5 separate regions of the Homo sapiens genome follow, and all the other regions are linked to region 1. Evidence: chromatin loops called from intact Hi-C (ENCODE). Cell type or tissue: psoas muscle. All regions are shown on one strand.

Region 1 (4,000 bases):
GACTCTTTTCGATAAACATAAAAATCTCACTTCTCGGCCAGGCGCAGTTTCTCACGCCTGTAATCCCAGCACTTTGGGAGGCCAAGGCAGGTGGATCACCTGAGGTCAGGAGTTCCAGACTGGCCTGGCCAACATGGTGAAACCCCGTCTCTACTAAAAATACAAAAATTAGCCGGGTGTGGTGGCGCACGCCTGTGATCCCAGCTACTCGGGAGGCTAAGGCAGGAGAATCGCTTGAACCTGGGAGGCAGAGGTTGCAGTGAGCTGAGATCGTGACAATGCACTCCAGCCTGGGTGACAAAGCAAGTCTCCATCTCAACAACAACAACAAAAAATCTCGCTTCTCCTCTCCTCCACCAGAAATTCTGGCACATCTTCTCAGAGAGTCATCATTCTTTTGGGAATCTTTGTATCCTCTGAATAAAGACTTTTTTTTTCATGGCCAAACCCTGCTCCTTCATATCAGCAGACATTGATTATCCCTGGAAGGATATAAATATAAATATTGAGGAACTCAGTATTTTAAAAGATAAGGACCTGCATCTGTAGGTGGTGCGAACTCAAGATAATATTAACACATCGTATTGAACTTTATAACTTACAAAGGGTTTTCACATCCACTTTCTCATTTGATTATTACAACAACCAAATGATATATTGTTATTATCAGCATTCCAGTTTTGAAGCTGAGAAAATCAAGACACAGAGAGTTTAAGTGACTTGCCCAAGGTCACAGCAGAACCCAGACTTAAATCCAAATCACCATATGGGTTTCCATTACTTCTCTATATCTTATTCCAAAAGCTGATGAGATTTTAGGGGTCTGCAGAATCTCTACCCCCTACCCAGGAACATCTCACATCAAGGAATAAAAATCTGCCCTCCTATTAAGGAAGTGACCCACCATCTTTCCTTTACTTAAGAATTACTTTGGTTGTAGCCGGGCGCGGTGGCTCAGGCCTGTAGTCCCAGCACTTTGGAGGCTGAGGCTGGCGGATCACGAGGTCAGGAGTTCAAGACCAGCCTGGCCAACCTGGTGAACCCCGTCTCTAAAAATACAAAAATTAGCTGGGCACAGTGATGTGTGCCTGTAGTCCCAGCTACTCAGGAAGCTGAGGCAGGAAAATCGCTTGAACCTGGGAAGCGGAGGTTGCAGTGAGCCGAGATCATGCCACTGCACTCCAGCCTGGGCAGCAAAGTGAGACTCTGGCTCAAAAAAAAAAAAAAAAAAAGAATTACTTTGGTTGTTTGTTAAAATACATTAGGCCCCTCTCCTAAAGATTTTGACAAAATAGTCTGGAGGAGGGCTCAGGAATCTGTTTTTATTGCTGGATGCTAGAATCAGGAGATGCTAAGATTTATTTGCAGAAATGATATGTTTCCACTGTGCTGATAGAAGTCTGGACCTTTTTTTCTCAAGGTCTCTTTTAGGCTCCTTCCAACTGCTACTACTTTCTTCCTCAGGGAGTCACTGCCCAACCTTGGTATTGTAGGGTGACCAAGAGGACTACAGCGAGGCGCTCATCATTTTCCTGGGCCTGCCCTTGGGGGCTGGAGGTAACCTTAGATAGCATGAGATCCCCCTTGTCCTCAATTAGACTGCCTCTTGTTCCTCATCCTGATGTTCAGGGAGATGGTCAGCAGATGGTGCTAACTTACCACCCTTCCCTCTGAATCCTTTGGGGGCATTCTTAAAATTAATCCAGTGGAACTTTCAGTGTATCAAATCTTGAAGACAGTGCTAGGGAATTCTTGTTTGTATTTACTAAAGGGCACAGACGTCAGGAGTAGAAGGACTGGTGTGTGAATCCCAGCTGAGTTCCTTAACAGCCATGTGACCTCTGGTAAGTAAGTTAATTCCATAAGCCTGTTTTCCACTATAAATTGGGGTGCTCTTGACCTCCTAGAATTAATGTGAGGAATAAATGATCCCTTGGCACTTGCTATAGTGAGTAGGTGCTTACTAAGTAATAAAGATATTTTCCTGTGCAATGTTGTGAATTATGGATTTCCCTTTATGCCTTTAAAAATTCCTTTAAATAAAAAAATCAAAAAATATAAACAATGAGTTGCATACAAAATAAATAAAAAAATAAAAATAAAAAATTACTTTTTCGGTCATGCTTCTTAGCCAGCTAGTTGAGGATCTTACCCTATTCACAGTACTTTAGCATTGTGAGGAACTTGCTTGATTTCAAATGAAACACTTAAAAAGAGATGAAAGAGAGAATATGAACTCTTGGCTTATAAGTCCTTTCCAATTTCCAATTTCCAATTCATGTGCATTAACCATAATATTAGATAATAAAAGTGATTAACAATTATAATCACCCACTGGCTAGGGCCGGGCACAGTGGCTCATGCCTGTAATCCCAGCATTTTGGGAGGCCGAGGCGGGTGGATCACAAGGTCAGGAGATCGAGACCATCCTGGCTAACACGGTGAAACCCGTCTCTACTAAAAATACAAAAAATTAGCCAGTCATGGTGTCGGGCGCCTGTAGTCCCAGCCACTCTGGAGGCTGAGGCAGGAGAATGGCATGAACCTGGGAGGCGGAGCTTGCAGTGAGCCGAGATTGTACCACTGCACTCCAGCCTGGGTGACAGAGCAAGACTCCGTCTCAAAAACAAACAACCAAACAAAAAAAAAAAACAACCAATTATAATCATGTATTACCTGTAAGCAATTGTTAAATATACAGAAGCATCCACTGGCTATGTATGTAAAGTAGTACTCATGGGTAAATTAATCAATAACAAGGTTATGAAGAGAAAAGGCTTCTGAGCCATCAAAGTAGATATTACAAAGTTGGCATATCAAAGTTCATGTACTTTACTCATACCTAGGCTTTCAGAATTTCATTCTGTAAGTCTCTTTGCTCATTTTAAATACTAATTTGGTCATATGGATCCCCATTGCATGAGTCAGTAAATTAGAAAGGGGGAATAGGTGCTAGAACCACAGCCAAAGTGTTGTCTAATAGCCTGACAAAAAAGGAAACACAAAAACAGATGTGTGAACTCAACAAGAAGGGTATATAGTCTGGCATCATTTGGGATTAGATAAAATTTTTTATATATCATATCAGCCCTGGTTGCTATTTTATTAGTATTATACTTCCACAATAATGGTATTCATAATACATCAAGAAAAGATTGAATTATGTTATTTCTGTTTTTATAAAAGTAGACTAAATACTTTTATATTTCTACCCCAAAACAATCAAAAGTTTAAAAGTTTTGGAGGCCTGGTGCAGTAGCTCATTTTTGTAATCCCAGCACTTTGAGAGGCCAGGGCAGAAGGATCGCTTGAATCCAGGAGTTTGAAAACAGCCTGGGCAAAACAGTGAGACTCAGTCTCTACAAAAAATAAAATTTAGCCTGGTGTGGTGGCTCATGCCTGTAGTCCTAGCTCCTTGGGAGGCCAAGGTGGGAGGATTGCTTGAACCTGGGAGATCAAGGCTGCAGTGAGCTGTGATAGTGCTATTGCACTCCAGCCTGGGGAACAAAAACGCTGTCTCAAAAAAAAAAAAAAGTCTTAAATAAAGAGGAAAAGTTTGAATTTTCTGGAAAACTGCTTCTGTAAAACAACTCAATTTCCTATTGTGCTACAGAAATGAAACATCACCTTGTTAAATCTACAAAATTTTCAATCTCTTCCATTTCTAGCAGTGTGGGATACAGCAAATTCTTTTTTTTTGATGAGGGGACAGGGTCTCACTCTGTTGCCCAGACTGGAATACAGTAGCATAATCACAGCTCACTGCAGCCTCTACCTCCCAGGCTCAAGCGCTCCTCCCATCTCAGCCTCCCGAGTAGCTGGGACTACAGGTGTGTGCCACCATGCCTGGCTAATTTTTGTATTTTTTAAGAGATAGGGTTTCACCATGTTGCCCAGGATGGTCTGGAACTCCTGGGCTCAAGTGATCTACCTGCCTCAGCCTCCTAAAGTGCTAGGATTACAGGCATGAACCGCCACACCCAGCCAGCAAAGCCTTTTT
Region 2 (4,000 bases), 110 kb after region 1:
TCCACATTTTGTTTTTGTATTTTGGTTTGTAAATTTGTAGAATTAAATCACATTTTCCTTGTTGTGGGAAGGAAAAACCAAGCAAACAAACAAACAAAACCAGATGAATGTTTGCTCACCAATGAGCCACACCAAAAGAAGCCGGTACAAAAGGCCACATGTTGTATGCTTCCTTTTATATGAAATGTCTGGAATGGGCCTATCAGAGACAGAAAGTAGATTAGTAGTTGCCAGAGGCTGGGTGAATGAGCAGGTGGGAAGTAACTTCTAATGGGTACTGTTTCATTTTTCGGAGTGGCAAAAACATTCTAACTGGGCTCGGTGGCTCACCTGTAATCTCAGCACTTTGGGAGGCCAAGGCGGGGAGATCACTTGAGGTTAGGAGTTCAAGACCAGCCTGGCCAACATGGTGAATCCCTGTCTCTACTAAAAATACAAAAATTATCTGGGCATGGTGGCAGGCGCCTACAGTCCCAGCTACTTGGGAGGCTGAGGCGGGAGAATCTCTTGAACCTGGAAGACGGAGGTTGCAGTAAGCCGAGATTGCGCCACTGCACTCCAGCCTGGGGAGCAGAGCAAGACTCCGTCTCAAAAAAAAAGAAAAACAATAACAGACCCAAAACAAAAAATTCTAAAATTATATTGTGGGGATGATTCTACAACTGTGAATATACTAAAAACCATTGAATTGTATACTCTATTTATTTATTTTGAGACGGAGTCTCGCTCTGTCGCTCAGGCTGGAGTGCAGTCGCACAATCTCAGCTCACTGCAAGCTCCGCCTCCCGAGTTCACGCCATTCTCCTGCCTCAGCCTCCCAAGTAGCTGGGACTGCAGGCGCCCGCCACCACGCCCGGCTAATTGTTTTGTATTTTTAGTAGAGACGGGGTTTCACTGTGTTAGCCAGGATGGTCTCGATCTCCTGACCTGGTGATCCGCCCACCTCGGCCTCCCAAAGTGCTGGGATTACAGGAGTGAGCCACCGCGCCCGGCCGAATGGTATACTTTAAATGGATGGATCGCTTGGCTTTTAAATTATATCCAGTAAATCTATTTTTTAAATGTATTAGACAAATTTAAATTACATGCATGTCAAATATGATTGACTTGCTAGCAAAGGAGCAGCAAAGTGAAAAAAAGTGTTGGTTTAGAGAAGGTGTGAAAGTCGGGAAATGAAATGTTTACACCATCGGCTGTAAAAGTCTTAGTGCTGGCTGGGCGAGGTGGCTCAGGCCTGTAATCCCAATTCTTTGGGAGGCCGAGATGGGAGGATTGCTTGTGGCCCGTAATTCCAGACCAGCCTGCACTGCTTTCCTTTCACTGGTTGCCGAGTGAGCACATTCCTTAGAAAGGAATTCCCTGTAGGCTGGTGAGAGCCGACAGTGTAGCTCCGAGGGGGAGAGGGCAGCACTATGTTTTTAAATTATTATTTTTTGTAGAGATGGCAGGTCTGGAACTCTGGGCGTCAGGCGATCCTCCCGCCTAGAATAAGGAGACACGAGGTCTGAAACTGGAATAGCAAGATTGCATCCCCAACAGCAGATTCCGGTCGGGCAGGAAACCTGAAACAGAGCGCTCAAGTTCCAATTTTAAACAGGACATTGCCGGGAATTCTCAAATGGCATGCAAAATTCAGTATATCCCCGGAGTGCACGGTTAAAAATAACATCAGAACGCCCCTGCGCCCACCACACAGTTTAAGAAAACGGAAATTGTCAAACTTTTTAAACCCCTGTGCGCCCTTCCCCAAGTCACATCTCTCGCTCCTCACCGAAGGGAGGAACCACTATTCTGAATTCTGTGTTAATCATTGACTTGCCAATTTTTTCTCTTTCAATTTAATAGCAGTCTTTATTTAAAAGAAATCAAACTCAGACGTACAAATACACAAAACAGATAAAACCCGAGTCTCTGACCAGGAAAGCGTTATTTTCCAGCCAGCCAGTCTTCGGCTTCGCCCCCTAACGGTGACATAAGGCACTCTGTGAAATGCTCTGTTCCGGAATCAAAAGATTGATCCGATTATTTGCATACCCATAATGCACTGCTCACAGTACAAATTTAAAAAGGCAAAATCAAACATTTTTATTCTAAGCATATTCTGTGAAAGTTAGACTTTTGTTTAAACAATACTCTTAAAATTTTTTTCTAGGTATAGAACCTTGGCATTCACTAGTCACCATCACTATACTAGGAGTTTCTGTTACCCGAGAAACGAGTTATGAAATTAACAAGCATACTCTGGTTTCTCTTCAGATCGTATAAATCTTTCGCCTTTTACTAAAGATTTCCGTGGAGAGGAACAACTCTGAGTCTTAAGCTAATTTTTTGAGGCCTTGTTCCGACAAGGCTATATAAAGCTGTTAAAAAATCAGATTGACTTCATTTAGGGTGTTTCTTACAGATATCGTTTAAGTTTTCGGTTCTGCTTGTAAACGCTTCAATCGCTCATGCGTTTAAACTTTGTGTAAGTGCAAGCGTTCTTTTTCTAGTGAAGCTTCTTCCAACAAGTTAGAAGTATTTACTTCAGTGTCATTAATGTGAAAGATTCTTAAAAGTGTTCTGGCTGGGCGCGGTGGCTTATGCCGGTAATCCCACTGCATTGGGTAAACCAAGGTGAGCGGATCACTTGAGGTCAGGAGTTCGAGACCAGCCTGGGCCAACGTGGTGAAACCCACGTTGTACATTGTTTTCTTAGTCTTCTGAATCCTGTGTATATTTTGCATTTAGCGCATCTCAATTAGGACTAGCTGCATTTCAAGCGCTCAATCGGCACACATGGACAATGACTAATAATTGCCCTGTGCACCTCTGCTAGGTGTAAAACGTTTGAACAGAGCACAGTGTGTAGATCCGTTCTCCCTTCCTGTAGGTTTTGGGGTTTTGCCAGATTTTGGCCATTGGAACTCCTTGAACCTGTGCAAGGTTATATTTCCTTAAAGTGTGGAATGGAATGGCTGGCTGGGTCTTAGGGCAGGTAGGTACCTGCATAATAATTTTTTCCCAAATTATGTACTTATTTGCATTTTCACAAATGGCCTATTATATTCCCATTGCTTCTCACCCTTACTGGCCTTGAAATGCTCAGAAGTTGCCGGGCGTGATGGCTCACCCCTGTAATCCCAGCACTTTAGGAGGCCAAGGCAGGCGGATCACCTGAGGTCAGGAGTTCGAGACCAGCCTGCCCAAGATGGCAAAACCCCGTCTTTACTAAAAATATAAAAAATTAGCCGGGCGTGGTGGTGCCTATAATCCCAGCTACTCGGGAGGCTGAGGCAGAAGAATCGCTTGAACCTGGGAGGCAGAGGTTGCAATGAGCTGAGATCGTGCCACTGCACTCCAGCCCGGGCAACAAGAGTGAAGCTCCATCTCAAAAAAAAAAAAAAAAAGTAAAAAAAAAGAAATGCTCAGAAGTTAATCTTTGTCCATCTGGTAGTTATGAAATTGTAACTTTTAGTGGTTTTTAAATGTTACTTTAGTTTTTGAGACAGGGTCTGGCTTTATCACACAGGCTGGAGTGCAGCGGCATGATATCCTCTCACTGCAGCCTCAACTTCCTGATCCAAGTGATCCCACCTCAGTCTCCCAAGCAGCTGGGACTGCAGGCGTGCACCACCACACTGGCTGATTTTTAAAAATTTTTATTTTGTTTTTATGCTTTTTGTAGAGACAGGATTTCTCCATGTTGCCCAGGGTGAGCTGCTCTGGATCTTCTGAGCTCAAGTTATCCTCCCACCTCGACCTCCCAAAATGCTGGGATTGCAGGTGTGTGCCATTGTGCCTGGCTTTTTTTTTTTTTTTTTCCTTTACAAATGTCTAATCTTCCAGCATTATAGTAATTTTAATGTACATCTCCCTAATTACTAATGAGGTTGAACATCTTTTCAAAGATTTTTTGGCCATTCATAGTTTCTCCTGTAAAATGCCTGTTTGTGCCTTTTGCCCATTTTTTTCTTAGATGGCGAATCTTTTTCTTAGTGGGTATAGTAGTTTTTTGCAC
Region 3 (4,000 bases), 200 kb after region 1:
GGGGATTTGAGCTGGCAGCTATCTCCAGGGGTCTCCTCTAGCACCTCGCCTGGCTGGAGGTCCGGGTAGGAGCAGGAAGCACTGGCTGCCTCTGGCAAGCAGGTAAGTCTGTCTGGCCCGGGGGCTGCCAGCTCACACCCTCCCAACTCCCTGTCCAGCCAGGCTGCCCCCTGCCCTGGATCCCCAACACCCGAGATGAGATCAGGAGCCTCTGGAGGCAGGGGGTCCTCAGGCTCCAGGTCTTGGAGATGGAGGTCAGGGTTCCCGTTAGATGCACTAAAGTCAGAGTGGACAATGACTTCAGCCTCCACCTGGTTCCTGCAGGCTGGGGGTGACTTCTTCCTCCCATTGCCCTGATCAGAGCAGAGAACACAAAGACAAAGTGACCATTACTGAGAGTAATCATCAGAATGACCAGCGTACGTGGGGCAGAAAGTCTGACCCTCCATCAGAGTAAGTATCACATGGGAGTCGGTGAAGGATACACAGGAACTGTTCGAACCTATACAAAGGCAGGGAATGATGGAATACTTCCCATTTGCCCTCATCCAGGAGTTTCAGGAGTACCAGACTCAGTCAGGGCCTCTGGGGACAGGAGGAAGGGCTGAGCGTACTCAGGCCAGCCACACCCTCAGATCCACGGAACTGCTGTGGCCCACTTAGGTCTGGGTAGAGGAGGGGCTGTTTTCAACCCAGGTTGAAACAGGTTCCTGCAAACTGGCCTGCCCTCCACCTACTCAACCTTTGGAGGCTCCAGGGGTCTCCTGGCTAGACTTCTATCCCCAGGAAAGTTACCACCCAGGGGTCTCCAGAGAACTCATTACTTCCTCTTCACAAGCACAGAGACCCTTTCCTCCTTTCCTGCCCCTTCCTTCCAGGACGCTGACCTTTATGGCGTCGTACACCAGAGCCTGCAGCAACAGCGTCTGCCCAGTTCCAGCAGGGGGCAGCAGGGCCCGGGTCAGAGCCGGCCGGGGGCCTGCCTGGGGCAGCTCACAGCCTGCCCAGGAACCAGCCCAGCTCAGCCCGCTTGGTTGAGCCCAGGAGATCTGCACGGGGGAAAGAAGGGGACAGTAAGGGGCACGACCAGGATTGGCTGGGAGAGGGAAGCCCGGGGGAGGGAATTGGGATGGGCCGCGGGGGAGCAGGGTCCAGACTGTCACCCGCTGCTCTCTCCCTCTCCAAGGCTCTGGGGAGGAGCATCGAAAGGGCTCAGAGTCAGCGGGGTAATCTGAGGATGAGTCCTCCTGCAGAGGAGCGGAACACCAGACGCTCTGCAAAGCCCGCGGTGTCCGAGCCAGGCGGGGAGAGGGTGAGGGAGGACGGGTCGGAGTTGGGTGGGATGTGCCGCCCCTGCCAGCATGAAAGGGACCAGCCCAGCGAAGGCCTCACCTTATCCTGGTCCCAGTCCCACTTGGCCACAGCCAAGCCGACTGGCCTCTTCTCCCCACACGGGGATGTCTGGGTCTCAGAGGTCTCCCCAGCTCCAGGGATGAGGAGGGAGCTGGGTGTTCTGGCTACCCTGGGTCACCTGCTGGGAGGCCCTTTCCTTCGTGAGAACCAAGCTGACCTATTCCGCCGGGATATGGAGGCCCATGTGCTTCCCTGACAGCCAACCATTCCGTGGAGGAGGGAGAGAGGCCCTAGCGTCCGCAGCCGGCTCCGAAGAGGAGGTAGAGCCATGCTCGCATAGCCACGCGTTGTGCTCTGTCGCCCCCTGGTGTCCTATTTAGAAAAGAGCCGCAATGTGGGGCTCTGACTTACCTTTCTTTTGGAGTGACTCCGGCCTTCAGAAACACCGCCACCCATAAGGCTGTGCACTTCAGCCCTGTCCTCCACGTCTGAGGGTGGCGGGGACCAGTCCTGGGGATGGGGGTGCACAAGGGACTCCAATTCATGGGCAGCTGGGGGGCTGGGGGGGCCAAGCCGAGCTCTGGAGTACAGCGCGGGATTCCCGGGGGTGGCGGTGGAGGACAGGCCTGGGAGGGATTCCCTGGAAGGGAAGACGGAAAACAAGGCATAGCGGTCAGAGTAAGGGGTCAGGCGGGGCTGGGATCTGGTCCAGCCTATGTCTCTGGGGAGGTTCCTGCCCATCTCTGGGATTTGCTTTCCTGGTCTGTGCAATGAGTAAGAAAAACTGCTATTGTTCAAAACAGCCTGATGCTGTAAACAGGGCTCTTCTTCCCTTGGCTGCAGGCATCTGGAGATTTGGGGCCCCTCTTTCCAAGATGCTGGCAGCTACAGAGGAAGTGGGAGTGAGGCAGTTCTGTTGGCCTTGCTGAGGAGGGTAGGCTGGGGCTCCCCTAAGTCCACTCCCCATTCTCAGGAGGACATCATCCCTGATTCCTTCATCCCAGAGTCCTGACTTTAACGGGGCTCCTGGGAGTGCCAAGGGCAAGTCATGGCCACTTTCCCTGATGGCCCATTCTGCAGCCCTTCCTGGAAGTCTCCCTTCCCTGAAGTCAGACTGGCTCCCCTGCTCACCTGTGGGGGCTGCGGCGCAGGCCAGCACACATGCAGGCCAGGAGGCAGAGGAGGCCCAGGCAGACACCCACGATGATGCCCGTGACTGAGTGCATGTCCAGCGAGTCTGGTGGGGGAGAGAGAGGCACAGAGCAGGTCAGGACAGAGGAAGGGCACAGGGCATAGATCAGGACTATCCATGGCTTTCTCAGGAGACACCAGCTGGACCCTCACCCTTCAGATGCTCACAATCTTCTGATACAAGGACAGGAGGGCCCTGAGCCTCACAGAAACTACTACTACCTCTCCCTCTGACTGTCCTCCCTAAAACACACCCAGAAGTTATGGTCTCTCTGCCTCAAACTGGCCTTTGGTGAAGCACGTGTTGCCTGCTCCCAGGGCTGTTGCATGGGTGTGCAACATGTGCAGGTGCGCAGACCCCATGCTTGGATGGACCCCACGCTTGAGTTCATGCTCTGCTGTCACCACCTTAAAATTCTAATTTTTTTTCTTTTGAGACAGGGTCTTGCTCTGTCACCCAGGCCGGAGTGCAGTGGCATGAACACGGCTCGCTGTAGCATCAACCTCCTGGGCTCAAGTGATCCTCCCACCTCAGCCTCCCAAGCAGCTGTGACCACAGGCATGAGCTACCACACCCAGATAATTTTTAAATTTTTTGTGGAGACAGGGTCTCACCATGTTGTCCAGGCTGGTCTCCAACTCCTGGCCTCAAGTGATCCTCTCACCTCAGCCTTCCAAAGTGCATAAGCACTTTGGATTACAAGCACAAGCCACCATGCCCGACCTCTAGCTTTTTTTGTTTTTGTTTTTGTTTTTGAGACGGAGTCTCGCTCTGTTGCCCAGGCTGGAGTGCAGTGGCATGATCTCGGCTCACTGCAAGCTCCTCCTCCCGGGTTCACGCCATTCTCCTGCCTCAGCCTCCTGAGTAGTTGGGACTACAGGCATCCACCACCACGCCCAGCTAATTTTTTTTTGTATTTTTAGTAGAGACAGAGTTTCACCGTGTTAGCCAGGATGGTCTCGATCTCCTGACATCATGATCCGCCCGCACCTTGGCCTCCCAAAGTGCTGGGATTACAGGCATAAGCCACCGCGCCTGGCCGTCCGACCTCTAATTTTTAAAATAAGGGATAGCACCTTTTCATTCTGCACTGGGCCCTGGAAATTACGTAGCCAGTCCTGCTGTCCACCTCCACACCATAAAGCTCATCACCTCACCAAGTTAATCCTCCAATCAAAGCAATTTCCCAAAGAAACTGGTCTCTAAAGCCAGTCCCAGCTGGATGCAGTGGCTCACACCTGTAATCCCAGCACTTTGGGAGGACGAGGTGGGTGGATCACCTGAGGTAAGGAGTTTGAGACCAGCCTGGCCAATGTGGTGAAAACCCGTCTTTACTAAAAAATACAATAATTGGCTGGGCATGGTGGCTCACGCCTGTAATCCCAGCACTTTAGGGGGCCAAGGTAGGCAGATCACGAGGTCAGGAGTTTGAGACCAGCCTGGCCAACATGGTGA
Region 4 (4,000 bases), 82 kb after region 1:
TTTCTTTTTTTTTTGAGATACAGTCTTGCACTGTTGCCCCGGCTGGAGTGCAGTGGCGGCATCTTGGCTCACTGCAACTTCCGCCTCCCGGCTTCAAGCGATTCTCCTGCCTCAGCCTCCCACGTAGCTGGGATTACAGGCTCCCGCCACCATGCCCAGCTAAGTTTTTGTATTTTTAGTAGAGACGGGGTTCCACTATGTTGGCCAGGCTGGTCTCAAACTCCTGACCTCATGATCCGCCCACCTTAGCCTTCCAAAGTGCTGGGATTACAGGCATGAGCTACCGCACCCAGCCAGTGGTTTTCAAATAGTAGGTCACAGACCAAAGCCAGTCTATGGCAAAGTTTTCTCTGGATTATGACTGAATGAGCAAAATAAGGGCTATATAACAGATATATTGATGTAAGGTTGCCATGTACCTTTCTTTGGAAGAACTGTTCTTCATTCTGAAGTCAAGGCCATCCTCCTTTCTTAGTACTATAATATCCTTTTATAAAATGATGATACATGGTAGGCTAACATACTTACTTGGGCAATACAAAAAGTTGACAATCCTGGGTCCCAATACCCCACAGTTTAAAAGAAATTTAACTGGTCCACAATCAAAAGTCTAGGAGCTATTTATTGCCTTATCTACTTTAGCACCCAACATCTAGTAGGTGCTTGATGCCCATATGAGGTAAGAATAAATGAATGAATAAATTTGAATTCAACACATAACAACAGTGAAACCCAGAGATTCACTAGGAATTAGCCACCCAGCCTGGAACTGAATACAGATCTCCTGACTCCCACCTCCAGGGCTCTTTATGGTATTTTAACATCTAACACAGAAGAATGTCCCTTAGATACCAGAATCCAAGGTACCAAATTCTACGCCACATAGGAAAGATGTGTGTCTTTGGCAGGAGCTTGTAAAATTGATTACTCTTAAATTGAAATGAATTAAGTGATGAACAGTATGGGTAAAGGAAGAGCACCAGAGCAGGAATCAAGTCCTACACCCTGGTCCTTGTTATCCAGCCTGTCCCTGGGAGACCCCAGCCAGGCAAGGTAAACCAAATTATGGAATGTCTGACTTGTGCCAGAAACTGTGCTGGGGGGGTGACACACATTTTATCAGTGCCCCACTTTGAGGTAACTATCAGCATCTCAATTTATAAATGGAAAAAAGGAGGCCCTTTTCGATAGAAATGGGATTTGAACCCAGAGCATGAGGTTTTCCACTCCTTTGAGTTCTGCCTCTCCATCTCCTGATAACTGAACTAGGTCAGAGTTTCTTAAGGTATGGTCAGGGTCACCCTAATCAGAATTACCAGCAGTGCTTGTTAAATAAAGTGAATCCCAACACATACTGAGCCCTTAGTATGTGCCCTTAGGCATTTTCAAAGTGTGAAAATTCATTCAATTCTCATAGTCAGTGCCTGATGGAAGTATACTATTATCATCCCCATTTTATAGATGAGGAAGCGGAGGGACTGAAATGCACCTGGTACCTACTCAAGGTCACACAGCTGAGATGAGACAGAATTCAGCTTTGTACAGCCAGTGGGAAAGCTCCTGGGCCTGACTCCAGACACAGAACTAGAAAGTCTAAAGGTGAGGACCAGGACTCTGCATTCTCAAGCTGCCCAGGTCACTGGTACACAGGGAAGTCTCAGAGCCACTGGATTCAGTGCTGTCCTAGAGCCCTTAGGCCCCTAAAATCTGTGATGCTACGGACCAAAGTCTCACCTCTGCCTTCCCTGCACTGTGGATTGTCAGGACCTTTGAGGATAAAATCCAGCTCACCAGGTCCCAGGCCCGTTTGTGGTTGTCTCCGGAGGACTGGAGAAGTTCTTTCAGGTTAGGTAACTTGCTGGCATCTGCAAGCTGAAGCGACGGAAGAACTTCCATTAGCAAGGATCCCGGACACAGTGATAATCAGGGGCCCTCTAGTGGGAAGGCAGGCAACGTTCACTTGTTGCACGTCTCAAGGGATCTCCTGAGAGGAAATTCACAGGTCTACAATCCCCTTTCCAAATAATACTAAACTTTACAAGCTCTAAAATCTGAAAGGTTTTTTTTTTGGTGGGTTTTTGTTTTGTTTTTGAGACAGGGTCTCACTCTGTCGCCCAGGCTGGAGAGCAGTGGCATGATCTTGGCTCACTGCAGCCTCTGCCTCCTAGGTTCAAGCAATTCTCCCACCTCAGCCTCCCGAGTAGCTGGGACTACAAGCGCACGCCACCACGCCTGGCTACTTTTCATATTTTTTGGTAGAGATGGGGTTTCACCATGTTGGCCAGCCTGGTCTCGAGCTCCTGACCTCAAGTGATCCCCCTGCCTCGGCCTTCCAAAGTGCTGGGATTACAGGCGTGAACCACCATGCCCAGCCTTGGTGGTTTGTTTTTTTTTAAACTCTTTGGGTACCAAACCTGACCTGAGCTGATGTGAGGTTTAATCTTTACCTATCCCCTTCCTGTTAGTATCAGTGCATTCTGCTGCAGGAATATTAACATGCCATGAGTATGGCATGCCACCCACTGGAGGTGTGACTGAATACATGATACATGCACATGTGGGTAAAGCGCTACATTACAAAGCCTTTTCCTTTCTGTGTGAGAATTAGTTAACTTCTGTTAAGTTGTTCCCCTGGAGACTGGATAAAGGTAGTATGACAACTACATACGTAATCAGGCAACACTGCTTAAGGTAAAAATGACCCAGCATGGTACACGGCATCTGGCCTGGGAGGAACTGTAAATGGGGAATGCATAACTTTGGGTTTCCCAGAGTGTGACAATGTTTTGTTGGAACACTGGAAGCTTTGTTGATGACATTCTCATGAGTGAGACCAGCCTCTGAGGAAAATGGAGCTTCACTTAGGCCAGAGCAGTTCCTGCACCCACCCCATGTGGATCTCATCTCTTTACTCCCAAGTTTTCACTTTTGGGGGCAAAGACTAGCTCTTGGACCTCTATGTGGACCACTGCAAGGACTTCCACAGAAACACAGTGCCTAATGCTGTGCTGCTGAAAGCTGTCATCAGTCCTAGAGCCTTTGGATTTAGGCTGATGTCCCGTGGGACCTGTGATAGGACTCAGCCTAGTTGTCATTGCAGCACATTATTTACCATTCTAAAATCAGGAAGAATCGGAATCCTGAAACATATTCAGTGCCAGGATTTCTGATAAGGGACTGGGGACTTGGACTAACAGATAGCAACAAAGTATCTGTAGCTTTTGCTCAGAAGTTATGACTGACTAGAGGTCAAACCTCTCCAGCATGGCATTTAAACACCTCTAGCCTAATCTCAACCCCTTACCATCCCCTCCCCATCACAGACTGGTTCTATTCAGGAGCATGTCTTGTTCCAAGAATACCCCTTCCCCCACCTCTACTACCCAGGCACTTCTGATCCAAGAGACCACTCTCTCCTCTAAGCCCCTAAAGCCCATTGCCCCAGTTCTCCCTTCCAAGTATGGCCAGACACCTGGAGGTCAAGAACTGTCTTGTGTTTTTCCAATTCTCCTCTTTCCTGGATGCAGAGAAACAGCATGAACTGTGGAATCAGATCTCAGTTGGAATCTCTGTTGAGCTTCTATCTCCTCTCCAACAAGGGCACCTCTCTACCTCGCCAAGGGGTTGTCAGGAAGTTTGAAGAAGGTCACAGAATCTCAGGGCTTGGTCTATATATGTCCATTTCTTTTCTTTCCATTTACATTTCTCCCCAGACAACACTGTCCTCCCAAACCCTGGCAACCTTTCCTTCTGCTTTGCAAGGGATGTAGTTGGCACTTCAAGAATACCTGTGTGGTGGCCCGGTGTGGTGGTTCACACCTGTAATCCCAGCACTTTGGGAGGCTGAGGGGGGCGGGTCACGAGGTCAAGAGATTGAGACCATCCTGACCAACATGGTGAAACCCCATCTCTACTGAAAATACAAAAATTAGTTGGGTGTGGTGGCATGTGCCTGTAGTCCCAGCTACTCGGGAGGCCAAGGTAAAAGAATCACTTGAAC
Region 5 (4,000 bases), 160 kb before region 1:
TGTATATCCTTTGAATCCATGGAACTTTTTTACCATAACCATGATGCCATTCAAACACTACTTTTTAAAAAACAAACAAAAATACATAACATGGCTATCATTCCATGGCAGTACCTGTAGCACTACCTCATCCTTTCTACCTGCTGCATAGCATTCTAGTACCCAGGGGGGTACATTTATTAAACAGGTATTGTATGTACACGTTGAGGAGTTATGAGGAGTATGTCCTGGGGCACTATAAAGAAAGCACAGGAGTAATGGAGCTGCCAAGTGAAGCATCATCAGAAGTATCAGGATAGGCCAGGAATGATGGCTCAGGCCTGTAATCTCAGCACTTTGGGAGGCCAAGGTGAGAGGATCACTTGATCCCAGGAGTTTGAGATAAGCCTGGGCAACATGGTGAAAACCCGCCTCTACAAAAAATTTAAAAATCAGGCGTGGTGGTGCACGCCCGTAGTCCTAGCTACTCTGGAAGCTGAGATGGGATGATTGCTTGATCTTTGAGGTCGAGGCTGCAGTGAGCTATGAGCCGGCCACTGCACTCCAGCCTGGGGGACAGCGCGAGACCTCGCCTCAGAAACAAACAAAAAAAGTGTTGGTATAAATGTATAAATGCAGTGAGAGACGCATGTGACAACAGCAGCCCATGAAGGGTGTGCAAAGGGAACATGGGGTTTCCTTCCGGGTGTGTGCACAGAGGGGTGTGTGGAGGAAGGAAAACCACACAGGGGATTGACGAAGGATTCAATACATGAGGGGCTGCTGTGAAGTATCTGTAGGGAAAAGGAGATGGAGATGACCAAAAAAAGTGGAAGGAGGACTGCGTCAGAAAAAAACAGAATGGGGAAATAAAAAACATTAATTGGGAAAAAGAGGCAGAGAAGTATATACGGTATTGCCACCACATACCATGGACTCTCAGGACTGGTTGGATTTCAAATAATTTTCTTTCCCAGTAAACAAAACTTGTTAAATATTATGAATACTAAATGTATACCTAACAGTTCTGATTTATAAATTTATTCTTTTGAAAACAGGTCGTTTTTGGACTATGTCCTTGTATACAAGGAGCACAGGGGGAGCAAAAGAGCGAGACACGGGTGTGCCGAAGGATGGGGGTCAGGAGGAACTGCAAAGCAGGGAACTTTGAAGTGGGACCTGGTTTTAGTCCGAACCACCTCGGCTGATGACCTTGGGCAATCGCATAACCTCTCTGAGCCACGGATTCCCCACACTCAAAACGGGCAGGGAGGCCGTGGGACTGGCCCGGGGGATGCAGGCAGAGCGCCCAGCCCCAGCTCGGCACAGCGTGGGTGGCAGGGCGCCTGGAGAACCCACAGAGGCGGCGGGGAGTGAGGGGCGCAGACCGCAGGTACTAGGCGCCCAAAGGCTGACCGGCGGGAATGGCGCACCTTCTGGGAGCCAGAAGACGCCGAGATCTGGGCCCACACCGCTCTGCCGCCCATGCTTTCCGCAACCAGAAGTCCAAAACCCTCGGGGCCGGCCGCCCGGGCGCGGCCTGGAGGCCTTCAGCGGCCGGGTCCCCGGATCCCTGGCCCGGGTACCTGGCGGCGTGCAGCGCCCGCAGCGCCTCGCGGGCGAACTGGTCCGTGCCGAAGAAGAGCACCCGCCAGGGAGGCTTCTCGCGGACTCTGGAGTCCCGGCAGTCCTCCCAGCCGAGTCGGGCCAGTGCTCGCCACTGGGGACTCGGCCTCCCACGCCTGGCGCCATGAGCCAGCGGAGGACCCCAACAGCGCCGCACCAACACCCTCATCGCCTCGGCCGCCGGCGGCCGGCCCTGCGCAGGCGCATCGGGGCGGGGACAAGGGTGCAGCCTGGGGAGGGCGGGGCTTGCCTGCTTGGAGGCGGGGTCTGGTTGGAGTTGGTGAACGAATTTGCCCGCTACAGCGGCCCTAGATTTTTGTTCTGTTTATTTGCACTATGTAGCCAATCCTCCAGAATAAGTCTTTCTTTTCTTTTTAAAATCGCTTTATTTATTTATTTATTTATTTATTTATTTATTTCAGAAAGGGTCTTGCTCTGTCGCGCAGGCTGGAGTGCTGTGGCGCGATCTCTGCTTACTGCAACCTCACTGCTCCTGGGCTCAAGGGATCCTCCCACCTCAGCCTCCGGAGTAGCTGGGGTACAGGCACACATCACCATGCTGGGCTGATTTTTTGTAGAGAGAGTATCTCACTATGTTGCCCAGGTCTCAAGCAATCCTCCTGCCTTGGCCTCCCCAAGTGCTGGGGTTACAGGCGTGAGCCACTGCGCCGGCCCAGGATAAGTCTTTTGGTAACAAATCGTGCATGTTTTCAGACAATGAAACCTCATGTATATAGTGCATGTCATTTCCTCAACCATTATAACCAATATTTGCTGAGTACTTCACTCCGTGCCACGTTTTTGCTAAGCATTTTATATTCATTATTCTGGTTAATCATCAGATCAACCTTAGGAGGTAGATACTATTACAAATATGTTACTGAAGAGAAACTGAAGCTCCGTGAAATTAAGGACTTACCAGTGTATAAGGTCCACACAGCTAGTAAAGGACAGAGCAGAGGTGGGACTCTTGTAATTCCAACGCTTGTAATCCTAGCCGTTGGGCCTTCTCAGCGATCCTATGTATTAGGCAAGTCAATTACCCACATTTTGCACCTGAGGAAACTGAGCCTTAGTTACTTGTCTGCAGTTACTTTCTTGAATCGAAGGCTCCATCTTTACTCCTCCCCTGTGGGTTCCTTTGCACACAGAAGGATACCATAGAGGTGATTCCTAGGGAAATGGACAGGGAACCTTATCCCCAGAAGACCTCCGAGGACCGTTAGTGCTTAGATTCTGTATCCCCAAAGCCTCCTTGAGTGGAGTCAGACATCCATGAAACAGGATCTGAGCAGAGACTGAAACCGAATTTTGTTCTAATCTTATTCTCACCACCATTTTTTTTTTTTTTTTTTTTTTTTTTGAGATGGAGTCTCGCTCTGTTTTTCAGGCTGGAGGGCAGTGGCGGGCGATCTTGGCTCACTGCAACCGCTGCTTCCCAGGTTCAGGCGATTCTCCTGCCTCAGCCTCCCAAGTAGCTGGGACATGCGCCACTACACCTAGCTAATTTTTGTATTTTTAGTAGAGATGGGATTCACTATGTTGACCAGGCTGGTCTTGAACTCCTGACCTCAGGTGATCTGCCTGCCTTGGCCCCCCAAAGTGCTAGGATTACAGGCATGAGCCACTGCGCCCTGCCGTCTCACCACCTTTTCCCATCACACAGTCTTAAACCCAGTGACCCTGGACCAGTCCTTTTTCCTAAATTATGAGCTCTGCACATCCCTGCTCCTGTGCCTTTGCTCATGCTCCCTTCCTAGACTGCCTTCCCACATCTCTTCATCTCTAAATGGTATCCATTCTTCAACACGAAGTTCAGACATTCGCCCTGAAGCTTCAAGCTCTTGCCTCCTTAGATTTCTTGTCTTTCTCCATGTGCCCCTGTTTTTTTTTGTTGTTGCTGTTGTTTTTGTTTTTGTTTTTGAGACAGAGTCTCACTCTGTCACCCAGGCTGGAGTGCAGTGGTGTGATCTTGGCTCACTGCACCCTCCACCTCCCCTGTGCAAGCGATTCTGCTGCCTCAGCCTCCTGAGTAGCTGTGATTACAGGCGCCTGCCACCACGTCTGGCTAATTTTTTGTATTTTTAGTAGAGATGGGGTTTTGCCGTGTTGGGCAGGCTGGTCTCGAACTCCTGACCTCAGGTGATCCACCTGCTTTGGCCTCCCAAAGTGCTGGGATTACAGGCATGAGCCACCGTGCTTAGCCCATGTGCCCCCTTAATACTCTGTAGGGACCCCCATTTCTCATGTAGTTTGGTATTACTGAGGAAGGTTGTCTAATGTATGCATAGACATTGAGAAATTCACATGTGTTTTGAACAGAAAAGAGAAGCAAAGAGGAAGATATTCCAGTAATTTTGCTTATCTGATCACATATGAGAAGGAGAGTGAGATG

Evidence for each region. Hi-C counts contacts between places; a loop is a spot of excess contacts. Peaks named below come from ENCODE experiments on the same cell type or tissue, not always from the same donor. Only the 100,000 strongest peaks of a DNase experiment are listed, where the experiment ranks them.
Region 2: a loop joins it to region 1, with 4 times the contacts of the local background. A loop is called at or near these places in 69 of 110 quality-filtered maps.
Region 3: it touches region 1 in a loop (2.8-fold over the local background); 27 of 110 quality-filtered maps call a loop at or near these places.
Region 4: it touches region 1 in a loop (6-fold over the local background); 91 of 110 quality-filtered maps call a loop at or near these places.
Region 5: it touches region 1 in a loop (2.2-fold over the local background); 18 of 110 quality-filtered maps call a loop at or near these places.

The regions. Positions count from the first base shown.
Region 1 is chr15:65,187,686-65,191,685 of GRCh38, forward strand. It overlaps LOC124903509 (a long non-coding RNA gene), which reads left to right and starts at 1,310. Exons shown (of 2, transcript XR_007064683.1): 1 at 1,310-1,557; 2 at 1,772-2,062. In psoas muscle, a CTCF peak has its summit at 1,652 (motif pointing right); no DNase peak of the experiment used is centred here.
Region 2 is chr15:65,302,441-65,306,440 of GRCh38, forward strand. It overlaps RNU5B-1 (RNA, U5B small nuclear 1), which reads left to right and starts at 2,237; the gene lies at 2,237-2,353. RefSeq lists a silencer at 2,195-2,354. In psoas muscle, a CTCF peak has its summit at 1,960; DNase peaks (open chromatin) are centred at 1,491, 1,961 and 2,621; H3K4me3 peaks cover 2,416 bases; H3K27ac peaks cover 3,293 bases.
Region 3 is chr15:65,384,067-65,388,066 of GRCh38, forward strand. It overlaps IGDCC4 (immunoglobulin superfamily DCC subclass member 4), which reads right to left. Exons shown (of 20, transcript NM_020962.3): 17 at 2,485-2,590; 18 at 1,765-1,993; 19 at 888-1,049; 20 at 1-353. Among named protein-coding and RNA genes, the nearest start is that of IGDCC3, 8.1 kb to the left of the region's middle. RefSeq lists enhancers at 702-1,313, 1,188-1,237, 1,248-1,297, 1,318-1,437. In psoas muscle, CTCF peaks have their summits at 943 (motif pointing right) and 1,724 (motif pointing left); DNase peaks (open chromatin) are centred at 975 and 1,675; H3K4me3 peaks cover 663 bases; H3K27ac peaks cover 588 bases.
Region 4 is chr15:65,269,201-65,273,200 of GRCh38, forward strand. It overlaps PARP16 (poly(ADP-ribose) polymerase family member 16), which reads right to left. Exons shown (of 6, transcript NM_001316943.2): 2 at 1,735-1,872. Among named protein-coding and RNA genes, the nearest start is that of SNORA24B, 14 kb to the right of the region's middle. In psoas muscle, a CTCF peak has its summit at 1,944 (motif pointing left); a DNase peak (open chromatin) is centred at 1,901.
Region 5 is chr15:65,027,840-65,031,839 of GRCh38, forward strand. It overlaps MTFMT (mitochondrial methionyl-tRNA formyltransferase), which reads right to left and starts at 1,800. Exons shown (of 9, transcript NM_139242.4): 1 at 1,566-1,800. The coding sequence starts at 1,774. RefSeq lists silencers at 1,213-1,512, 1,763-1,952. In psoas muscle, a CTCF peak has its summit at 1,617; a DNase peak (open chromatin) is centred at 1,832; H3K4me3 peaks cover 2,210 bases; H3K27ac peaks cover 1,074 bases.